3 separate regions of the Homo sapiens genome follow, and all the other regions are linked to region 1. Evidence: read pairs that join two places in POLR2A ChIA-PET (ENCODE). Cell type or tissue: CD4-positive, alpha-beta T cell. All regions are shown on one strand. Links, peaks and the distances in the headings refer to the core of each region. The heading gives the core; the rest is flanking DNA. Region 1 overlaps IMMP2L (inner mitochondrial membrane peptidase subunit 2). Region 2 overlaps IMMP2L (inner mitochondrial membrane peptidase subunit 2). Region 3 overlaps IMMP2L (inner mitochondrial membrane peptidase subunit 2).

Region 1 (8,249 bases), core at 1,813-6,812:
GATAAAATAACATCTGTCGAGCACTAACATATATTTGTATATTTTATATATATTAACTTCAAAAATATTCTATTCAAATTGGGATTGATATATAAATTATACCTATTCCAGTTGAATTATAGCTATTCTAGTGTTTCGTTGTTTTTTTTTTTTTTTCTTTTTTTAAGATGGAGTCTTGCTCTGTTGCCCAAGCTGGAGTGCAGTGGCACGATCTCGGCTCACTGCAACCAACACCTTCCGGGTTCAAGTGATTCTCCTGCCTCAGCCTCCCTGGTAGCTGGGACTATAGGCGCGTGCCACCATGCCCTGCAAATTTTTTGTATTTTTAGTAGACATGGGGTTTCACCATGTTATCCATGATGGTCTCGATCTCCTGACCTCGTGATCAGCCCGCCACAGCCTCCCAAAGTGCTGAGATTACAGGCGTGAGCCACCGCGCCCGGCAAAGATAGATATTTTTACCTTCAATTGGCAGTGTAGAAACATTGGCTGAAAGAAGCTAGCTTACTTGCCCAATGTCCCAAAACTATTAAATAATGAGGCTAAAATTTGAACTCAGTTCTGTCTGCTTACAGAGCCAAAGCTCTTTCTACTGCACAAGGTACTCAATATTCACTTGTAAAATAAATGAATGCTTGATGGATGGCTGAGCCAACCAATGCAATATAGTCAGCAACAAGGGATGCCAAAAATAAAATACTATTTTTAAAAAGGAATTAGTTTTATGCACAAGACAGTGGTTGCTTTTATACAGTAGTGGTTGTTCAGGTTTGATGACGGAATTTTTATTGCTGTCATGATTTGAGAAGTAGAGCTCTGAAGAAATGCAGTGCCTAGTGGAAAAAATGAGTCGATATGCTCAGAAAGCTAAATACATATGAATGAGTCACTGATGGTGAGGGGCTGACATTGTGCTAGGAAGGTCTTCAATGACTTTGTCCTTTGTGGTCTAATTCTAATAACAGATTAGTTCTCAATTCAGTTAGAAACATGATGTAAGGTGAGTAGTAGTACTACTGACTGTTTGTTAGAATGTTGAACTAAAGCAAGTTGGGTCAGAGTTCTCATTTTCTTTTTCAAAGGAGTTTTGGAAAGTAGAATTGGAGAAAAACAGAGGTTCTTATTTACCTATAGGTTTTGTTTTAATTTTAATTTTTTTTTCTTTATTTTTGAGACAGTTTTTGCTCTGTTGCCCAGGCTGGCGTGCAATGGCATGATCATAGTTCACTGCAATAACCTCGAAATCCTGGGCTCAAATGTTCCTCCTACCTCAGCTTCCAGAGTAGCTAGGACCACAGGCACAAGCCACCATATCCTGCTGATTTTTCTTTTTCTTTTTTTTTTTTCTTTTTTTTTTCTTTGAGTAGAGATGGGGTCTCTCTATGCTGCCCAGCCTGCTCTCAAGCGAACCTTCCACCTCGGCCTTCCAAATGGCTGGGATTACAGACATGAGCCACAGTACCAGTCCACGTCTTTTTTTTAAATACTTTTATTTTAAGTTCAGGGGTATATGTGCAGGTTTGTTACAAAGGTAAACATGGGGCATGGGGCGGGGTTTTGTGCATGTTATTTCATCACTCACATATTAACCCTAGTAGCCATTAGTTGTTTTTTCTGATCCTCCCCCTCCTCCCACTCTTAACCCTCCAGGAGGCACCAGTGGCTGTTGATTTTTCATCACTTAGCCCCCACTTATAAGTGAGAACATGTGGTATTTGGTTTTCTGTTCCTGCATTAGTTTGCTAAGGATGGTAGCCTCCAGCTGCATCCATGTCCCTGCAACAGACATGATCTTGTTCTTTTTTAATGGCTGCATAGTATTCCTTGGTGTTTATGTACCACATTTTCTTTATCCAGTCTATCACTGATGGGCATTTAGGTTGGTTTCATATCTTTGCTGTTGTGAATAGTGCTGCAGTGAACATACATGTGCATGTGTCTTTATAAAAAGCGGTCAAAGGATATGAACAGACACTTCTCAAAAAAAGAAATATGTGCAGCCAACAATCATGTGAAAAATAGCTCAGCATCACTGGTCATTACAGAAATGGAAATAGAAACCACAATGTGGTACCATCCCACATCAGTCAGAATGGCTACTATTAAAAAAGTCAAAAAACACCTTACTGAGTCCTTACTAGATTAATGGGACGCAAACCCACAAAAATTTAGTTAACAGCTAAATATCCTAATCAACTAGCTTCAATCTACTGACGAGGTTGTGGAGAAAAAGGAACACTTTTACACTGTTGTTGGGAGTGTAAATTAGTTCAACTGCTTTGGAAGACAGTGATTCCACAAAGACCTAAAGGCAGAAATACCATTTGACTCAGCAATCCCATTACTGTGTATATACCCAAAGGTCTTACTTTTAATGAAAGATACGAATCATTTGAAGAACAAAAGTAATCTCACTATGCCAAGAAATTCACAATCAAGGATGACATGTCAGGAATCAATGAGACAAATTTTTTTCTCTGTCTCTTCCTCAGATTCCTTTATTCTTCCCTATGTTTCTCCTTATATTTCTCTGTAGATCCAAAAAGGTCTCTCATCTTGGCTTTTCTCTATGTCTCTCTCCATTCTTTTCACTCAGGGGATTGACTTTTACTCCTTTTCTAGCGATGTGAAACAATATCTAGCAATATTTCCACAAAATCCATACATTTACTTGTTACTCATACTATAATAACAACAATCATCCCTTTAATCCTGAACCCTCATCTATCTTTCCTTCTCTGTTCTCCTCACATTAAGTTTCTCAGAAGAGCTATCAATATTTGCTACAATCATATCATCACTTTCTACCTACTTTGTCAGTTGACTTTTCTCTGATTTCTAATCCAAACTTGTTACTGAAATTCTGCTTTGGAATCTCAACCAGTGCCCTCCCAATTTGGTTATTGCACATCAAAGCCTCCTAAGTCATCTTCATGCTTGTCTGCACATTCTGTCTCTTGTCATTGTGGGTTCATCTACCTCTTAAGTATTTATCCTAGGCTTGTTCTTTTGCCTACTGTTCTTTATATGCTCTCTTAGATAATATTGTCTCTACTACTATGTAATTACTACTTTCAAACCTATATCAGTGCTCTTGCAAGTAAAATTAATCAGTCTCTTTATCCGTGCATCCATCCATCCATCCGTCTATCTATCTTTCTACCTATCAATCCTTCCCTCCAATTGTCTGGTAAATGTCTCTACTTGCGTGATCCCCAGGCACTCTGTACTCTACGTGTCTAAAGCTGACCTCTTAAGCGCTCCCCTAAACTGGCTTTCTTCTTTTTTCCTTTCTTTTTTTTTTTTTTTTTTAATTTTATTTCTGCTGCTGCCTCGTTACCTAGAGAATTACAGGAACTTTGGATCTTGTGCCTCATATCTTGCATTTCACCATATACAACTTGATTTTACTCTGAAGTTTTCTTAAATTATCTTCTCTGTCTGCTAGATATTCATCGTCTCTTACCTTGGCTGCTGCAATTTCTCCTAACTTCCCTGCTTCCAGTCTCATCTTTTCTAGTTCATCTTTCTTGCTTCCAATCTCATACCTTCTAGTCCATTCTTCCCTTCCTCCACAACACAGTCAGGCTCACACTTGTGTTTAGCAAGCCTACTTCTTACTGTTCACTCTTCATTCCTCAGTTCAATTATTTCTTGACAGCAAATTTAGTATTTTTGTTGTTATATTTATTATTGGTATTATTCAGAAAATAGAAATGATTTTCCTTGAGCTATCCACAAACCACAATGAAATAGATCAGATTTTAAAATATGCATAGCTGTACACATGCAGAAATTATGTATGCTGAAATTAAAGTACCTAGAATAATATTAAATAGCATTTGTTGAGTTTAACTCGATGCAAGACACTGAAACTTGGTAGACCCTGCACACATATGGTTTCATTCTTACAGTACCGTGAGGCAGTCAGGGACTTTCCCCTTTTCACAGAAGAGGAAACTGGGGTTGGTGAACTTCTACAGTTGTCACGCTAGTGAAGAAGGAAAGCTAGAATGCAAGTCAGGCTTCAAAGCCAACAGTCTTAAAACTGTATTTTCTTCTCTTCAGTGATCTTTTGAGGCCCTCGTTCTCCTCTCCTTTGCGGGTTTTATAGCTTAACTTTTGCTTCCTGTGTTTGCTTATGTGTAACCAGATTGACAAAAAATATTCATGGTAGAAGACTAACAATTTAGCTATACCTCATGTTTTTCAACCCCAAAATGTTTGACAATATTTTTATTCTCCTAATTGGATGATTAACATAGTGTGAAGGTATCTATAAATCATTATTCCTCAAAGGCAAACATTATATCAGCTGAGATAATTTTTTATTATTTTCATGTTGGTTTTTATTTTGGATAGTTGTTGTTATTTGTCTGCCTTTAAGAGTCAATATTTAAGATGAATGACAATTGTATTATCCAGCTCTTTTTCTAATTATTGTGTCGTCCTGAAACTAAATAACAAAATGGATCGATACACATACATAAAACTTCAACATTGGTATACATGAAACTACTTTACTATATTTTAAATATATTTGAGACTACAAAAGGCAACATTTGCACCCTGTTTTAATAGCAGAGTTTCAAAGCTTTATTGAAGATGATTGTTATGCAGAAAACTGGAAAATCAGAGTAGTAGTCTTTAGGCATAGAAGGAACAAGAATAGGACAGGCTTAGGTTTTTAAGGTAAGGAAATGTAAAATACAATCAAACAAAAGAGCAACACGTGTCATTTTTTTTTTTTTTTTTTTGGCAAAATCGCTTATCTTTCTTTCCATTCCATAGACATGATGCAGAAAATGAGCAAATTAACCCTCGCCATTAAGAGCACTTCTTACATCTTTAACCTTTTATAAAGGGTACATTTGATTAGAAATGCAATGAATATTCAGTGCTTTGGTCAGTTTAGACTTTGGGGGTGCTCCCCAGCTGTATAATGCTCACTGAGAGCCTATGTGTGAACCACAAGCCTGGGAGAAGCCTGGCTGTCTGAAGGGGCTGTGCTGAAGGCTTTCACATAGTTCCCATTACTAAGGAAACCACTCGTTTTGTCTGAACACTCTCTGAATAGATGTCTCATTTGAAGTCTAGTGCTCAAACCATGAGGATTGCATTATGGAGCTGAGAAAGAAATGAGGAGAACAAAAAATGCTTGAAAATGCCAACAAGCATTCACAAAGCGTTGTACTGTAATAACATTCCATGAGACAGAAGGTGCGTTTATTTTTGCCGCATTCCAAGTTATTTTGGTGTTATAAAAGCAAATTCCTTTGCTTGCCCACGTAATCAAAATAAGAAAAGCAGATGTTCTTCTGACCTATTCTTAATTCCTGCTCTTGTTAGGGTCTCACTGAGAAGTGTGACATATAGAAAAAGCAGGACAAAATATGGATTCTCATATTAATGTAGATTTGCTCCGTTGTACTTTATAACTAAATGGTGTAGTGCTATCCCTGTGCCAATAAACAAACACATGTTCAGAGTCAGACCTCAGGATTTGTAGCCTCCAAATGGTTACTGTTAAATTCAGAATGGCTACTGCAAACTGGTGCTTGGTGCTCATTAATGAGCATCCAACTCAGATTTGGAGTGAGAAAACACTGCTTCTAGGAGACTCCTGCTCCACTCTCCAGCTTCTGCCAACCTACAGCAAAGAAAGCAGCTCCTACTTAAAATATCAGGCAATCATTCTTTCTTCCTCACTCTGGAAAGTAGGGTTTGCGGGACTTTCATTACAGTATATTCTTTATCATCCCTCTCCCTGTTTTTGATATGGTCAATGACGTTATTTTAAAAGTATACAATTTGCTATGCAGACACCTAGTCAGAGGTTGCCACCTCTACACCCATATAGAAAGTCACAGGAGGAAGTCATTCTTACCTCTGTGTTGAGCTACTTTAATCCTTTCAGCAAACGAGAGATGTATCAACACAGTTAATCCACAAATGCAGAAATTAATAAATATGTATAGATTACTTGTTGTTTTACTTTTTGCTGACTGTCATAGCAGTTAGTGTCTTGCCTGCAAAAGAGTCTATGAATGAATGAGATCTTTGGACTCATAGCCCAGAGCTTTAGCACTGCACTAAGGACACTCCCTCTGTGCACAGGTTGGTCAAGTCTCTCTTTGGAAGACCACTGTTACAAAGAGGTGCTAGCATGTCTAAAATCTAGAAACAGGCACAATAAGCAAGTACAAGTTTATTTCTTTCATGGATTCTTACAGATTAATACTAAAAAATTATAAATGTGAAACACTAACACAGCATTGTCAGAAGAAAGTCTTTTGTTTGTTTGTTTTTACATTTTCTTTTTTCCTTAAATATATTGGCAGTCTCGCATTTTTAATAAACATATATTTCATGTAATTGTCTTTTGCAGATTTCTTCCTCAACCAAATTTAAGAGGTGCCAAATTCAGTAGAATTGACTAAGGATAAACTAAATAGTTTTCTAGCATTTAATGGGGCATCCCAACACCACTAAAAAGGCCCTAAATTTGAAAGCATGAAAGAAGAAAGTTTATTCATGTGAAAGTACACAAATACTTATCCTATCAATAATATCCTCACTAGTCTGATTACAGGTCTTCAATTCATTTTGAAATGAACAGCCTGAAGCTGCCAGCTGTTTCTGATCTGATGTGCTTATAGAATATTTACTTAGGGTATATATTTAGCAGTTTAGATATCATGGCTGCTGACAAGAAAATTCTAATACTGAAACTTACTATGAAGTTTCTGTTTGTAAAATGGATATATATTTGGTCCCTTGTCAAAATTTGGCAGTGAACAGGATGTCTGCATCTTTGTATTCCTGGTCCTCAGCACAATGCCTAGCGTATAGTAAGCATTTAGTAAGAGGAGATTGAACTGAATTGTTTGATATGAGAAAAATACAACAAAGTCAGCATTTATAAGATGATCCTTAGCCTGGCTTAATTGAGTGTAGAATGATGGAAACAGCAAATGTTTAACTGTCTTAGACAATTAGCTAAAAAGTCTAATTTTTCCATGTCCTTTCAATCACTTATAATCTTTTTTGAAATATTCTGTGTGTATACATACACACATATGTAATATATATTATACACACATTATATATTATACACACATAATATATAATACACACATGTATATAAGAATATACATATATTTATGTATATAAGAATATACATGTGTATATAAGTATATACGTGTGTGTGTGTATGTTTACATATATATATTGGATAAAATTGCATTGAAAGGATTGAGTCAAATCTAACAGCCCTTGTTTTGTTTCAAGTACAGTGGTTATGTTTGTATTTTATTCTCTTAATGGAAGAGTTTTCAAAATGCCTCCAAGTACCACAGAACATGAGATATTCATTATAATTCTGTTTCTGCCTGCAGCAATAAGATCTGCAGTCCACTGTAACAGTCCTACATTTCAATTAACACCAAGCATCATTTTGTTTGGAGAAGTAAGTACTGTTTAGAAGACTTAAATTTGTTCATAGAACAAAGGAATTGTGTCTTAGTCCATTTTCTGTTGCTGTAACAGAATACCATAGACTGGGTAATTTATAAAGAAATGACATTTTTTTTTTTGTAGTTCTGGAGGCTGCGAAGTTCAAGGTAAGGGGCTGCATCTAATAAGGACCTTATGACATCACACATGGCAGAGGGCATCACATGGTAAAAGAGCAAGAGCATGCCTGCTCAGGTCTCTCTTTCTCTTCTTATAAAGCTACCAGTCTCATTATGGGAGCTCAGCTCTAATGACTTTATCTAAACCAAATTTCCTCCAAAAGGCCCCACCTCCAAGTGCCATCAGTATATGAATTTGGGGATCAAGCTTTCAACACATGAAGTTTGGGGACACATTCAAACCATAGGAGATTATAATTTGAAGACAAATGGAGACTTTAGTTATTATCCAAATTATCAGTATATATGTATAATCATAAAGTTAGGAGCTCATTTACTAATTTAAAAATGTTATGGTCTTTACTATGCATATGCAAGCACACATGTGCTTTGAATTATGCAGTACCTCATGTGCGATTTGGGACATTGTCTTAAGGCCCAGGTCAAAACTAGTCTTCCTAGGGTAGATAAAATTCTAAGAATGATTAAAATATAGTGAACTTAAATATAAGTAAATGCCAATTTGTATAGTATTAGATTTAGTGAATTTAGAAAAAAATTAGGCCGGGCGCGGTGGCTCACGCCTGTAATCCCAGCACTTTGGGAGGCCGAGGT
Region 2 (8,249 bases), core at 2,157-7,156, 110 kb after region 1:
CATTAGTGGTCACGAAGTATACTTGTACAGTCACAGTGGAGTCTTTTTAGATAGTTCATGAACCCCGTTGTGTTAGCTCCTTCATAATGCCTACCAATTTGCTTCATTTTTGACCTAGTATGACCACCTCCAGGGATCAGAGAGTTGTTAGGTCTTCATGCCTATTCAATACCAGGATTTTCTACAGAGACTGCCAACAAAGGTGCAAATTTTGATGTTCTCTATGTCTTTTTCCCCTTAATATGAGCACTTATGCAATATGGACTCAGCTAAAACTACTTGACTTTGAGTAACTAGTGATATAGCTAAGGTCAAACTGTTGCCTTAAATAGAGAGTTCTGAATCAATGGAAGCCTCTTCCTGGAGGTGTGTACTTGGATATGTGACCTGATTCAGTTTTATATCTTTGGCTGAATGACGCAGCAGGGTCTAGCTTTTGGAGGACAGCAGCTCAAAGGTATCTATGTTGTTTTTGAAAACATGAGAATTATACAGGGAAAATCACTGTGTTACCTCAGGTTTTCTAATAGAACCTGAAATCAGATGCATATATTAATAAATTTGCACAGTTAATACCTAACCAATTCTCATTGGAACATTTAAAAAGTCTTTGAAAAAGATCTTGCAATGTATGCTTCACCTTAAATGTCCTAATAAAATGCCCTACTATCAGTTTTGTATTTAATCCCTTTATATTTAGTTTCTTATTCCTCTTTCCAAGAAATGGCAGAATGAAGGATAAGAGAAGGTACTTATAATTCCAGGTGTTTGAAGACACTTGTCTTGACTCTTCGAAATGAGAAAGTGGCAAGTGTTGTTTTTTTGTGTTGGGCATGTCTCTGTGGAGCAAAAATAAGGAAGGCAGCAGAAGTGGAAGAGGACCAGATTTAGAGAAAGAGGTTCCATTCCCATTGCAAGAGCTTGAATAACTTAGAAAAGGTTTCTGCTTAAGTGGGCTGAAAAGGTAGATATATTTCCTCAGTCCTGGAAATGTAATTGAATCAGCACTCTAATGAATACATTTTTGAGATATTTCAAAATCTTAAAAAGGAGTCACTTCAACTCTCAAACACTACTTATCACTTCAATCTTTTTTTTTTTCAAATAAAAAGTACTAGGTTTTTTTTTTCTTTAAGTGAAAAGTTAGTGCTAACCACTCAACACAGAAATTTTATTTTAAACATTTTTTCATGCTCCAGGAGTATAGTTATAATTGTTAATTTCAGCAGGCCCATTCTTACTATAAAGTTTTAGCACGGTTTCCTATGAGCTGTATAAGGCATGACCAGATTTGTGTTATTTGCCCAGTATAAACCTAACTGTAGGCAAGAATTGTTAATTACACAAATAATATTAACAGTGTGACTATTGCCACACCCAATAATTTTCTTTTTTTCTTTTTTTATTTTCAGATAATTGTCTTTTATATTTAAAGAAAAAAAGAAAAAGCAGTTGATTACATTTATACACAACTTTCTTCTTTGTCTAAAAATTTCACCTTGTCAAACACACAGTATGGAAAGTTATAGATATGGCAATAAGGCTTGTATAATTTTCTATTTTTTAAGAATTTGCAAACTCAATAATTGCAAGAAAACAGTAGCCTAAACTCTCAAAGCAGATTTAATAATAGTGTACTTTACTGAGGTCTCTTTTTGGAAGATTTTATTGCTTAAAAACAATGTAGTTCAGGACAACTACTAGAATACTAAAAACTTGATTATTTACAATTAAGTAACACTGGTTCAAATATTTTATTTCTTTTCATTTTGGATTATTTTCATCATGTTTAATAGCAACATCAGTGAAGCTGCCATGGCATAATACACAATTTATTTTGGAATAGCATAGAAGCTCATCTGTATAACAAGAGTTAATATGGTGTTTCAAACTCTACAAAGTTTACAATTTTATTATGCCAAAAATTAACATCAAAACTTTGTCAAATTTAGGGAAATTTATATTGGTGGAATGAAAGTTTTAAAAAATGGTTGATTTCTCTGCTTAATTCCATACAGTGTATACTAAATATAAATAATTTCATGTATCTAGTCATGTAAAAACTCACTGAATCCACATCATGTACAAGACAGTTTCATGTCTTTCCTCAACTGGCTCACATTTCTAGAAAGGTGATAAGATGAAGCACAAATAGGCCGGGCGGAGTGGCTCACGCTTGTAATCCCAGCACTCTGGGAGGCCGAGGCGGGCGGATCACGAGGTCAGGAGATCGAGACCACGGTGAAACCCCGTCTCTACTAAAAATACAAAAAATTAGCCAGGCGTGGTGGTGGGCGCCTGTAGTCCCAGCTACTCGGAGAGGCTGAGGCAGGAGAATGGCGTGAACCCGGGAGGCGGAGCTTGCAGTGAGCCAAGATTGCTCCACTGCACTCCAGCCTGGGCGACAGAGCGAGACTCCTAAAAAAAAAAAAAAAAAAAAAAGAAGCAGCACAAATACAGTCATATAAGCCAGTTAATGGGATTAGAGTTCAAAGCAGGGAGTGGTCACTTTTAGATCAGCAAAGGACGGTTTCATGAAGACAGTGCTAGAGGTATAGAACCATAAATTTCCGAAATGAAAGGGCTTTTTATTGTACAGATGAGACCAAGGCCAGAAAGTATAAAAACTTGTCTGAAGTCATGTTATAAAAATATGATAGCACTTGATTAGTTAGAATCCAGGTTCCATGACTTTTTGTCTAATGGATCTTTTAAAATAGTGGCTTTACTGAAGTGTAATTCACATACCATAAATTTACATTTTTAAAGTGTAAAATTAAACATTTTTTAGTATATTTATAAAGCTGTGTGACTATTAACATTATCTAACTTGAGAACTCCAAAAAGAAACTCTGTACCCTTAAGCACACTTTCCATCCTTTCCACCTTGAGGTGTCTGTTAGGGCATTTGTCCCATTTTTCAAGTGGTTGGTTTGTTTTCTTACTATTGAGGTTTTTTTGGTTTTGTTTTTGTTTTGTTTTTTAAGTTTAAACCCTGCCTTTCTGTCTCCCTTTCTTTCATTATACTTTAAGTTCTAGGGTACATGTGCACAACGTGCAGGTTGGTTACATATGTATACATGTGCCATGTTGGTCACACCCAATAATACTGATAGAATTCTTTAGATAATTGTGATAAGCTGTCACTTCTGATTTGCATTGGTCCTACCTGGAAGTTCTCATTCTATTGGGAGTTAAGAATAGGAAAAACTAGTAATGATAGACTATTAATTTAAAAAAATGACAAAACATCATCTGTAATTCTATTGTTTAAAAATGTGTAGAGTTAGAAAACAATGAGAAAAGATAAATACTAAAATGCTACTAACCATTATAAATGAATCAAGGGGGATTTGAGAAAAAATTTAGACATAAATAGTAAGAAAATAAAAGTACTAGGAATGTCTTCAGACAAATTTGTAGCGATAGCCAGACAACATAGTACACTCTTCCCCAGAGAAAATTAGCATATACTGTATAAATTCATGTGGATATTCATGTTGTACATATACTCCAGAAAAGTTATATGTAAAATATATGAAGTTCAAGAAGAACACTTTACTGGAACATGGTTGGTCCAAATCATGATCATCTCTAACTGTAATACCAAGTGTCAACCTTAAAATGCTAATGATTGACCTCAAACTCCTTAATTTTCTATATAGTCCATCCCATAAATAATATAAATTTCTAATAAGAATTACTAAAAAGTATATTTATATGTTTCTAATGTTTTAAAAGTCACACAAAACAAAATGATTTGAATTGAGCAGGATTGTAGCTTTTTCCATTTTTATTAAACAGGGCTTCGTGTTTTTGGTATACAACTTTGAAAGGTTTATGAAAGAATTTTAGAGATCAAAGGGTTAGAAAATTAACTGGAGGTTCTATAGGGATTTTGTGTTAATCATCAATGTATTCAAACTGGGGTTAAATACTTTTTTCTTTCTCAGATAAAAATTCAGAATGTTTAGTGTAGATGATAAACTTATTTTAAACAGGATTTTTTTAAGCAATTAATAGTTTGATCTTTTTATCTCATTTTAGAATTTATTGTGGACACACAGCCTTTATAAAATGAAAATAATTTTAGAATGTCACCATCAATTTTTCTTTACTGTTACTTACCTGTTTCTTTGTATTGATTTTTTTTTAAGTGAAACCACATTGCAAATAGTAATGGGCACCACAAGGAATTACAATGTATTTTTGTGATTAATAGATGGATAGATTCCCAATCATAGTCCTGGTCTCAGTTCCAACAATCCAATTTGTGCCTTTTTGGGAAATATTCATTTGTTTATGGCATACCTTTCTTATTGTAAAATATAGGCAAAATTGTTTCACTCTTTTAAAATATTAACATAATTAAGTCAGAGTATTTTAAAGTACTTGGAATAAAAGCCTACAAATATACTAACAAGTGGCACAGTCCATCATCCTAAAAAGAAAACATTGAAACAGTGAATATGAGACTAAGTAGTGGACTAATATTGTTATTTTTCAACTTTCTAGTGGCTTATTCTGAATACCTGTTATGCCTCAGACTTTTTAAATTGTGCTTTCTTTCAAGGATGTTCTATGAATTATTTGCTGAATTTCTTGGGCATTTTAAATAAAATATTATTGCTTTCATTTTGTTACCTAGTTTTTCGTGAGGAACAATTAATTAAAATACACAACAGATGAAACAATTAGATTTCCTTTACTTTCCACACAAAATTGGTTTACGGAACTTCGGCATTTTACTGGAGCAATTAAATTTCCCAGTATGAATACATTTAGCTACGAATTTAACAGCTCATAAACTAATGCAAAAAATTGTCAAATTACTGGGCCTAAAAGTGGCTTAATCTATCTGTACTATCTTTAATTATTTCAAAGGTCTTATGAAGAAGGTTCTAAGGAAGAAGAAAGGTAGCAGGAAAAAGAAAGGAAAGAAGGGAAAGAGGAAAAGAGAGAGAGAGAGAAAGGAAGAAAAGGAGGGAGGGAGGGAAGGAAAGAGAGAAGTCATTTGGCATTTATTTGAAAGTAGAGTCAAGCTTGCTATTTGGTGGCAGAATTGCTAACTGGGTGTAATAAACCACAACACAGACTTCACAGAAATGTTATGTAGTCATCTTAGAAGCGAGAAGTTCATTTTGTGGTTTTAGTTTGAGATTATAGCTGCTTTCCTACTTAAAGTAGGAATTAGACCCATGGAACTCTCCATTATAATTTATTATCTCATTCTGAGACTCATTCTATCTAAAGCAGATGCTCGGCCGCTTATGTTTAGTAGTTCATGGGGCCTCTACAGTAATATTTGGGGATCAGCAGTAACATTTGCTGTCATCCTTTTATACTCATGAAAAAATAGATGTTAAGATAGCTAAATGACTTGCTCAAGGTGATATAGCTAGTATTTGGGCCTGAACCCTAAAAAGCATGCATGCCATTGATTGTAATAAGATGTGTTTTGTAAGCTAGTACCATACAGAGTACCTGGCACCTGCTTGTCATTCAGCATATATTTGCTGAATGAATTAATGACCGTAAGAAATAAATTCTTCTGTACCCTAACACCACAGCCTTTCTGTTAAAATCACAGTTTGTCTGTCATTTTGCCTGATCCGAGGAGGTTTTTATATTCTTTAAAAAACTTTGGAAATGGGATGTCTTACTCTTTCTTATTAGAGTTATGATGCTTCATACTAGTTGTAGATTCAATTCCAGGTTTATATTAAATATGGAATTAGAATATTGAGTTTTTTCCCTGATAGGAAATTTTAGATTTTTGTACATGTTTTAAAATCAGTATTGTCATGGTCATTTTAGAAATATATTATGGCTTTTCTTTAAGGCTGGGTCTTTATTGAACATGTAGGGAGCCAGTATGTTCAATTTCATAGAATTTTCATGTGAGCATTTCCAACTGTGCCTATCAAAGGTGGACTAGACTTCCTGCATCAGAATCACCTAGGTGCTTGTTCAAATTCAGATTCTAGATTTCCAGGGCCTAACCTTCTAGACTTTAAATTAGTTTCAGGACCACTGATCTATAAACTAAGATCTGAGGACTATAGACACATTTATTTTCATGTTTGTATAAATATTCTTGAAAAGAAATGAGTTATAAAATTTTTTAAAATCTCAGTTGCCATTTTTATTAGATTATAAGAAACTCATACTGGAATGATAAATCAGTTTGGATATTCATAAAATAATGACTAGTGTAAATCATGAAAATGGTAACTGGGGAATGAAACTTTGATACATGCTACAACATGGGTGAGTCTTGAAGACGTTATGCTAAATGAAATAAGCCAGGCACAAAAGGACAAATATTGTATTATTTCACTTTTATGAAATACTAAATAGCAATATCTTCGTATATGTATTATGATCTAATCATCATCAAATACTTGTTTTTTTATAAGTGCAGGTAACTGACTTGGGACTGAATATAATGAGAAGGGTAACACTACCTTCATATCATCTTATGGTCTACTTATAGAATCAGAATTAATATATAGATAAGCAAATATGTAGCAAATGAGAATTTTTAAAATGTTACATATTATCAGGGCTGAAGAAATTCAAAAGATATGAGAAAATCTTTGATGAATTTCAGACTCTGTTTTGGTGTTGTGGTTAATTTTTCACATTTAGATAATCATTGCTATCAGTTCTACTGTGCCCATACGTTAAAAAAAATCCATTTTCACATTTATTTCAAAGCTGTTTGCTACTTCTAGTTTAATGTTCCAATATTTGAATATGAAATTATATTACTGAGTTTAATGTGACTAAAAGTAAGCAGGAAAAACTGATATACTGTTAGTTTACATACTTTTAATTAATACTGAAAACATTCATTTTTTATGTGTGGTAAGATTTCTAAACTGTTACTATGACACTATAACCCATTGCAGTGCTAGTGTGTCTCTTGACTCATATGAAGGGAATAGCTTAGCACCAAAGCCACCATTCAGAACAAAGAGACTGTCTTGGAAGGTGATATGACACTAGGTCATTATGTTACTTCAGCTGTCTCTAGCACTAAAACATCTAGAAGCTGTGGTCCTGAAAATTAACTTTCTGGATCAAGATAGTTTATTAGTTGGCAGTTAAGAAATTCTGCATGCATTCTCCAAAGCTAAGGTTAAGGTAATAAAGCAATTGAGCTTTTCAGCACTTAAAGAAAGGTGGAGGTGAAATGAAATAGCCATTCAAAACAGCAAATAATTAATTGAGTCTCTTTGTTAACAGGCAGGAGGTCAAGTACACATAGCCACAGCCATGATACAGTCTGCATTCTAAACAGCTGAGTCTTTGACTTGAAAGTGACTAGATTGGATTTTTGGGAACTATTTCAAATGAGATATTAATTTAGAAGGGTAGTTATACAGCTTGAAAGGTACTGTAAGAGATTCAAATGGTCATTTACCATACATTTTGTCTTCTTATTTCTATAGAGTTATAATTTTGACTTTCCTTTCTTTTCCTTTTATTTTTTAAACTCATGTTATATATCTGTTTTTAACTTATAACTAAGAATTCTACAGTAGGATAATGATCATGTGATTAGATCAGTGTAACTATGAATAGATAGGCTTGTATATATTAAAAGTTAACAAAAATGAAATAAGATGCTCCAGGAAACATTTGAATTAACTACATATTTATCATAGGACTCCTCTGAACATTGCATTTATATTTTTAAAGACTGGAATTATAAGGACTTAAGGAATTATAATTGTAAAAGATGAGATGTTTACAAAATTTTTCTCCTACGTATAACACAAAACAAGATAGCAGTAAATAATTGTGTTTAAAATAGAGGGCCAAAAGCAAACTTGCATATTTTCTAATTGACAAATAATATCTGAAAATAAGTGTCCAAAATACACAGAGGGTGGTGCTGAAGAAAATCTTTGGGAGGAAGAATAGGAAAAGACCTGGAACATTTCTTGGATGGGGATGTAAAGAATTAGAGGAAGACATCTGAGTGCCAGTGAACAGCCTGGAGGGATGGGCATTGTGCTGGAAAAAGCAAGGCAAACAGATGGCAGCGGTGAGAAAGAACTGATAAAGGGTGGGAGAGACATGGTATGCATCAGTAAGGCTTTGGGGCTCTATATTTTAAAACGAAACTGAATCAGAGGATTTTGTGAGAAGTATTTACTTGATTTCATATCTTTTTCAGAAAGGCATTTTATTTTAGGTAATACGGTTAGACTATTTAAAAGTTTTAAATAGAGTTTAAC
Region 3 (8,249 bases), core at 2,135-7,134, 55 kb before region 1:
TGACAACAATAAAAGTTTTGGGACCGTGAGAGTTGTTCATCTAATTGAGGGCACTGCCTTTTCTTGTCCTCAGGTATAGGATATTGCTCCATTTTAAGCCATTGAGGGAGAAGGGCTTTGTATTTAAATTGCAAGCTAATAAATAGTCTTTTTCTCATTAACACACATGACCTTTATGATATGTGCTCTCATGCATACTGGCCCAATTTCTCAGTCTCTGTTAATGATGTTTGGAACCTCTGTTTAACATGAATTATTTTCTACCTGAATCCCTGTAAATTCACGATAGGTGTTAATTGTAGTGATCTGCTTGTCCTGTTCAGGAAAGAAAAATATCAAAATGAACCCTACTTGTTGCACTTTTTCTGATTACTTCAATATGTGTATAAAATGATACTATTTATGAAAGTTATGCAGGCAGCTTTGTAATACTTCTGATATTATGATATTATATATAATACATGGGTTTCTTACTTCAAATTAAGCTCTTTTCTATTCTTTCTTTCTTTCTTTCTTTCTTTCTTTTTTTTTTTTTTTTTTGAGACAGAGTCTCACCCTGTTGCCCAGGCTGGAGCACAGTGGCGCGATCTTGGCTCACTGCAACCTCTACCACCTGGGTTCAAGCTATTCTTGTGCCTCAGCCTCCTGAGTAGCTGGGATTACAGGCATGTGCCACCACACCCAGCTAATTTTTGTGTTTTTAGTAGAGATGAGGTTTCACCATGTTGGCCAGGCTGGTCTCGCACTCCCGATCTCAGGTCATCTGCCTACCTTGGCCTCCTAAAGTGGTGGTATTAGAGGCATGAGCCACCGTGCCTGACCCTGTGTTCAGATTTTCATGTATGCAAAATTGAATACTGATCTTTAGGCACAGTGGCTCATGCCTGCAATCCTAGCACTTTGGGAGGCTAAGACAGGAGGATCTCTTGAGGCCAAGAGTTCGATACCAGCCTGGGCAACATAGTGAGACCCTGTCTCTACAAAAACAAAATTAAAAATTAGCCAGGCATGGTGGTGCACACCTGTAGCCCTAGCTTTTTGGGAGCCTGAGGCAGGAGGATCACTTTAGCCCAGCATTTTGAGACCAGCCTGGACTACATAGTGAGACCATTTCTTAAACAAACAAACAAACGAATGAACATCTCTAGCTCCTGGTTAAATATGATTGATTGAGCACGTGTGTTCATCTGTCCTCATTGAAATGTCACTAAAATGCCAATGAGGAATAAAAACCCCCATAAACCCACAATGATACAGAGGATGGGAAGGATACTATAGTAGACCAGAGATGTTTGCAGATTTATAATTCTATAGACAGTTTGGGAATAAATTATTGTAGGTAGATAGAAAATTAAGCAACCTAAAAAAAGATAAAGCTAAGGCAGTGATTATCTGTAGGGAATACAAAATTATACAAAAAAAAAAGAAAGAAATGTAACCCTGGCATACTATGTGGCTCAGGTCTAATAATTTATAATAATGTATATATTAATGTTGATTTAACAAAAAATTGTGATAAAATTATAATTTGAGGAAAGATTGGGAGGGGAAATGTGGAGGGGTTTAAGGGAGCTAAATTCACATTCTTTGTAGTATTATTTCAAAGGAATTAAATTGTATCAAAGACTTTAAAAGTAAACATTAGTATTATAAGTATGGAATTTGGTGGTAACACCAGAAAAAAAAAATCTGAGTTAATTTTATTGATTCTCTTTTGCTTTCTCCATCCCCAGTCACCCCAGAGCCTACAGACACTAATGCATAGGGTAGAGACGATTGCAGCTGGAAGATCTGAGTGCTAGTCCTGACTCTTTCACCAACTAGCCATTCATTTTTCAATTTAAAAAGTCATATTATTTCATAATTCTTAAACCACTTCATCACCCAAGTTCTGTACTATGTCTCATAGATATTTTCCTCTATTATAAGCAGAGTATGTAAGAAGAAACTATTTCCAGCAGCTCTCTCAAATGTATTAATTTCTTATTTGCTTTGTCACTCAGTCATTTACCTAAGTGGCTTTAGAATTACTCTTTCAGTGGAAGAATAGACTATTTTTCTTCTTAAATGGCCGAACAGTCTTAATAACTTGGGGGATAGCATGGAATTACATTTGCATGAATGAAGAGCAATAGTTTCTTTGGTTGGGGCAGATGGAAATATTTTCAGTTCTACATCCTGTGACATTTGTGAGAAGTTCAGATATTTCCAAAATTGCAAAAAGCCATCTGGCCAAAATGGCTTGGCCCTGTTAACTTATTTAGCCCTTCCCAATTACATTTCTTAGCTTTCTCATGTCTTACGTTCTCAGTTTTTACAAAGTTTATTCAACAGTGAATATGATAGTAAATGATGCATAGTGTTTTGAAAGGCACCCAGCTATTACATTGAATTTTATTTAGGTTTCAGAACCCTGTAGATTGAATGGGCATGCAGAAAATATCCAGTATTGATGCACCTGGGCTCAGGAAGACATGATCTTGTCCAAAGGTTCATATTAGCCAGGTCATTGCTACTTCATGTCATATCTGCCTTTGCCAACCAGTTTTTTGTTGTTATTGTTGTTTTACAGGGCAGTAAAGAGCAGCTGATAATAGACACAAGCCAACATTTAATGAAGTCAAGTAAGCTAATACTTAAAGTAGACAGAAGGCTTTGTCCTCTGAAATCCCCCCTGAGTCTTGGTCTCCCTCTTTCCTTCTTGCCCCAACTCTGTCTTTTCTCTGTCTCTTTTTTCTTCCCTTGCCTTTTAGTTCTTATGTCTCACTGTTTTTAGTTGGTTTCCTTAATTTGAGTCTCTCTTCTTTCTTTTCTGATCTTTATTTTCAGTCCTGTTCATTGAACTCCAAGAAAATAACATATGTAGGAAATGTAATTCTAACTGTGGTTTAGTAGATGAGACCATGGAAGGCTAGGAGGTAACTGTAGAATTAAAAATTAGAGTTTCAGTTTTTGAAGAGTGTTGCCAACAGCACAGGCAATCTTGTCAGAGAAAGAATTATCCTAGTTTTTCCTTTTGCTGGGAAATTGTGAGTTGAACCAGATTTCCAGCAAGCAAAATACATTTTAATAGGTATTCTCTTTTCCTAGCTCAAAATAGTTTTTTTTATTTAGAGGAAAATGTATTTTGTTTCTACTTGAGGAATTTGAGGTTTATTGCTATTTTTATAAAGTGAATAGACACTATTTTATGTGTCTTCTGTTACAAAAAGAACAACTTTCTAGATGGGAGAGATGATTAACTTGCATATCAGGGTTAGGCTAATTACTACTATCTGTAATTTTCCCAAAATATATCTGGAAGCTGCTTAATTGCTATAGCATTTTTAAAAAATCTCTTTCCTTTCTCATAGTTTTTCCCACCATAGATAATTCTCAATTATTTCAGGGAAGTTGCCTATCTTTGTATCCCCTGAAGCTTCTAACATTTTAGTTTCTTAGTAAATACTTGTTGAACAAAAAGAAATACCAATCTAGTCCAGTCTCTGGCAGTAAATACTTGTTGAACAAAAAGAAATACCAACCTAGTCCAGTCTCTGGCCCTTGTTACCTGTTTTTTGTAGTTTGTTACCTGTTCATAGAATCATTTAGGATTTTTGCTTCTGGGTAATAGTGCCACTGTAATTCCCAGAGCTTTAAAATGGTGTCTTAATTTAGATCTTTTGTTAGCTCCGTTCCAAAATTTCTTCCTCATTGTACAATGTAAATAGGGCAAAGATAAAAAAATCCAGGCTTATTCCTTTTTTTTGGTGAAATACTAGATATCAAATGGATATCACATTCATTTATTTGTTCATTATTCTCACAATAGCCAAATCGAATCTTAAATAAAGGGATCAATAGAGATGATTTAAAAGATCATGTCAACTGAAAAACATTTAGCAGTATGGCATTTTCTCCTATAGTTGTGGTCTTTGAATACATCATAATTTTCAATATTTTCCCTTCCTAGAAAATAAATACAGGCAATCTCTGTTGCCTTAAAGGGTTTTACAAGTAAGTTTTATTACTTGAGGGTGCAGAAATGCCAAGCTATTCCAGGCAAGTGACCAAATAATGTCTGGGACTCTTTTTCTGGCAAAACAACTAACTATCTTTTCAGGTTCATGAGAACCAAATAGGACTTCAGCTGATTTTTTTTCTTTTAAAATAGAATTATCTATTGGCAGGACCTTATCTCTAATCTTTTTCTAGCTTTCTGTTTTCTTGTAGGACTATTTTGATTTATTGTGAGCCATTTTGCAGGGTTTTATTTACAAGTTTTACCTAACTTGGAACAAGAAATAACATTTGTTTGTTTGCAGATGCCTAGTACAATGTAAAATAGCATAAGCGGTTATATAAGAAACAATGAATTATATTGCCTATGTAATACAAAGTAGCTACCACAACTAAAGAGAAAGACAAGCTACTTCCTTCTTACTTTGATCTTATGGCCCCTGGAGTTAATTTGGGGCAGGAAATGCCAGTGCTGGAGGGCTGCCACGTCATTGGACAAAGTGAGAGCTTTTGGTTATTTTCTTTATGAGCTGTCACCCTAGTTTTGCTAGTGCTGAAGTGACAATAGCAGAAGAAAAGCTTTAGCTAAAGGGACCTTGTTTTTTTCCAGTGGAACAAAAACATCAAGATTACTCTAGGCAATATGACATTATTCACATTCACTAAATCTTTTGAAAAGAATGAATGGAGTACCTTTTTGTATTTTAAAGTAGGTTTATACAAAGGTGTAGCACAAGGCTGGTCACGGTGGCTCAGGCCTGTAATCCCAGCCTTTTGGGAGGCCTAGGGGAGCAGATAGCTTTGAGCTCAGGAGCTCGAGACCAGCCTGCGCAACATGGGGAAACCCCATTTGTACAAAAAAAACCCCACAAAAATTAGCTGGGTGTGGTGGCTCATGCCAGTAATCCCAGCTCCTCAGGAAGCTGAGGCTGGAGGATCACTTGAGCCTGGGAAGCAGAGGTTGCAGGGAGCTGAGATCATGTCACTGTACTCCAGGCTGGGAAACAGAGTGAGACCCTGTCTAAAAACAAAAAACCAAAACCAAAAGTTGTAGCATATACATCTGTACTTTAACTGAATGAGATTTTTAAAGTATAATTTCTTAAATCATTCATATTAAAGTTCTCATAAAAATCCAAGACTAGTTTCTGTTCTCCTTTGTTAGAGCTGTTGAAATACCACTTAGTTTTTAGAAATGGACTGCTTCTGACTGTGCTTTTATCATTCAGAGCATTGAAGTAGTAATTTAATATTTTTATTCCTCAAATCAAATTATTTTTTTCCTATCTTTGCTCTGCTTCTTGGCTTATCAAGCTTGATTATTATATTTGCCTTTTCTTATTTTGAGCAATGTGGTCTGAGTGTATGAAATAGAAAAAAATGATCTTACTAAGTAGATAAAACAATATGGTGGTGTTTTTGCATAATGGAAAAATTGTGAATTCTGGCTTAACGTATTTTTTTTGACATGATTAGGAAATGGTGAAATGAATAATTACCAACTAACACTGATTAAAATTCTTTACTTCCAATGGAAAATACCATTTTTATAAGGTATCCAGATGGCTCTTCCAGCATGCTTATTATTATAAATTGAATATAGAATGAGTCTTCTCGTAAATAAAGCGTACTTTATTTCTGTTATACCACTATAAATGCTATCAAATAGCTGAGGTGGAGGAAATTTACCACATTTCCACCAAACCTTATTGCCACTAGAAAGTGAACTAACCCACCATATTTTTGCAGCATTTCAACATGACGAAGACTATATATCGTTAGCCTCTAGATTTATGCATTTCTGTTTGTTTGTAGTGAGATTCTTAATTCTGTGCTGTTATGATAATAACAGCAAGCTAACCACCTTTCAACAGCAAGCTAACCACCTTTCAACCTTTCAATTTGTTTAACATGGAGAACAAATCCCTGTCACTACCACCTGTAAAAACTTGCTAGTGATGTTCCTTAAAGTTCGTTACCTGAAATTTCTTACTGATAATATAAAATATGGTTGCTGAAAGAATCTTTCTCATAGAGGTTAAATGAGTTTATATGTCTGTTCATGCTTAGCATTTCCTAAGTGCTGGTGATGATGATATTGATGATGCTGTTAGCCACATCATTTGGGATCAAGTAGAATTATCTTTGTCCGTTTACAGCTGGCTTTGCTTCCATTTGAAAATAGTGCAGGAATTTGGTTAATACTACTCCAGAGATTAGAGATTAGCACACCTGGAGGACTGCATCCAATTTCTGGTACTATATTTTAAGAGAGACTTTAATGACTTGAATCATATCCAGAGAAGAGTGACCTGAATTGCTTTAAGGACATGGGTTTCTTCAGTATGGAACAAACAAAACTTAGAGAAAGGCTAGCATAATCAATAACTTGCAGGGCTGCCCTATGGGATGTAGATTAGATTCATTTTTTTTTATTTCTAAAATAGAATTGGTTAAGATTAGAAAGAAACAAATATCTCAGGCTACCATGAGATGGAAAAATCTATTTACTCCTAGGACTTTTAAAAAATGTAATAGGGTGGCTGGGCGCAGTGGCTCACGCCTGCAATCCCAACACTTTGGGAGGCCAAGGCGGGTGGATCATGAGGTCAGAAGTTCAAGACTAGCCTGGCCAAGATGGTGAAACCCTGTCTCTACTAAAAATACAAAAATTAGCCGGGCATGGTGGCGGGTGCCTGTAATCCCAGCTACTTGGGAGGCTGAGGCAGAGAATTGCATGAACCCAGGAGGCCGAGGTTGCAGTGAGCTGAGATCATGCCACTGCACTCCAGCCTGGGCAACAGAGCAAGACTCCGTCTCAAAAAAAAAAAAAATTGTAGGGTGACATATAAGCAACTGACCTACTATTTACTATATAATGGTAATGTCTGTCAGTCACATCATTGGGAGGTTTGAGGGCTGTAGGAGGATAACAGGATGGGCACTGAAGCCATCTTTTATTCTGAGATAAGAGGTCTTTGATGATACCTTGAAAGTGTGGGCAGCTCTAGTCTGGATTAAGAGTGAAATAGTGGAGTCAAGAGATAATATTATAAAGTTTGTCAAAGGCAGAATGACAGGCTTTTGTAATAGTGTATTTGGGAGACAGGGAGAATATGAGGCCTTCTTTTTTGTATGTTCTTGATTTTGTATAATAAGCATATGTTAATTCTGCAATAAAATATACTAAGTTATTAACATGTAAAAATTATTTCATATTTGAAATGGTGTATTTTAAAATAATAATGTGGCATCATGATGGTAATGTTGGGATTTCAAGTCAAGAACTTTGGAAGAGGTTTAATATTAAAATTATTTTCTGAAGCCAGAGTATTTAAAGATCACAGGGTTAGCTTTTCCCAATACAGTAAAAATCTTTATTGATAAGGCCCATCACTTCTAAGAAAGACACAGCTCTGTCACAGTGCTCACTTTGGAGGAATGGAAAGACTCAGTGGGATTGCAGATTTGTCTGAAAATATTTTTATTCAGTTTCTCCTTCCTTATGACCAATAATTCATCAAGGTAGGTTAGCATGGATAATAAATTAAATCCCAGGCATAATATGTATGAGTATGTCTTATATCTTAAAAAGTACTTTATAGATATGTAATCAGTAGAGTGTTATAATATCCTCATATTTGATTTTAGTTTCAAAATCAGGGGCCATTGGTCTCATAGATATTATGGTGTTTTATATCTTCTGGTTTCAGTAAAGCTAAAACTGGATTCATTTTTTTCCAGAATGAGATGACAGTTTGTGCCGAATTACTTACATGTTCTACCTGATATTCTGAGTATTCACACTGAAACAATTGGCCTGAGTAGTATAGCCTAGTATTGGGGTAGAATTTCCTTATCAATAAAATGAAAATTACTCTGTTAAATATATTTAGTAAATATTTTGTTTAAGAGGCTACCTGGCCCTTTTCTATTATTGATACCATAGTGAAATGGAACGGACACATCTGCTGTGGTGAGATGGAGTCCTCTCCACTAAATTAGGAGCTAGCATCAGGATATTAAAGAGGTCTTTTTAGAGTATATTCAGGTATGAGTATTTTAAATGTCACAGGAAGGTGGATGTGATGTGCTTTTATCCTATTTATTTTTTGTTTAGAATTTTCTCTTTGGTTTCAGGCGAAAATCTCCGAAAGTTTTTTTCAAACAAAACATTATTGAAGAATTGAAAAATAACTATTTTCATAATGCATGTATCAGAGTTCCCCAAAACACTTCTGATAAAATTT

What was found. ChIA-PET counts read pairs that join two places held together with the same protein. Peaks named below come from ENCODE experiments on the same cell type or tissue, not always from the same donor. Only the 100,000 strongest peaks of a DNase experiment are listed, where the experiment ranks them.
Region 2: POLR2A ChIA-PET joins it to region 1 with 9 read pairs; 6 of 35 experiments call an interaction of 5 or more read pairs at or near these places.
Region 3: POLR2A ChIA-PET joins it to region 1 with 9 read pairs; 5 of 35 experiments call an interaction of 5 or more read pairs at or near these places.

Annotation. Positions count from the first base shown.
Region 1 is chr7:111,079,364-111,087,612 of GRCh38, reverse strand. The region is part of intron 3 of IMMP2L (inner mitochondrial membrane peptidase subunit 2); the gene reads left to right. Among named protein-coding and RNA genes, the nearest start is that of LRRN3, 7.6 kb to the left of the region's middle. In CD4-positive, alpha-beta T cell, for the core only: no CTCF peak of the experiment used is centred there; a DNase peak (open chromatin) is centred at 3,982; H3K4me3 peaks cover 661 bases; H3K27ac peaks cover 2,304 bases.
Region 2 is chr7:110,974,421-110,982,669 of GRCh38, reverse strand. The region is part of intron 3 of IMMP2L (inner mitochondrial membrane peptidase subunit 2); the gene reads left to right. Among named protein-coding and RNA genes, the nearest start is that of LRRN3, 110 kb to the left of the region's middle. In CD4-positive, alpha-beta T cell, for the core only: no CTCF peak of the experiment used is centred there; a DNase peak (open chromatin) is centred at 5,079.
Region 3 is chr7:111,134,617-111,142,865 of GRCh38, reverse strand. The region is part of intron 3 of IMMP2L (inner mitochondrial membrane peptidase subunit 2); the gene reads left to right. Among named protein-coding and RNA genes, the nearest start is that of LRRN3, 48 kb to the right of the region's middle. RefSeq lists a silencer at 6,867-7,067. In CD4-positive, alpha-beta T cell, for the core only: no CTCF peak of the experiment used is centred there; DNase peaks (open chromatin) are centred at 4,475 and 4,845; H3K27ac peaks cover 1,326 bases.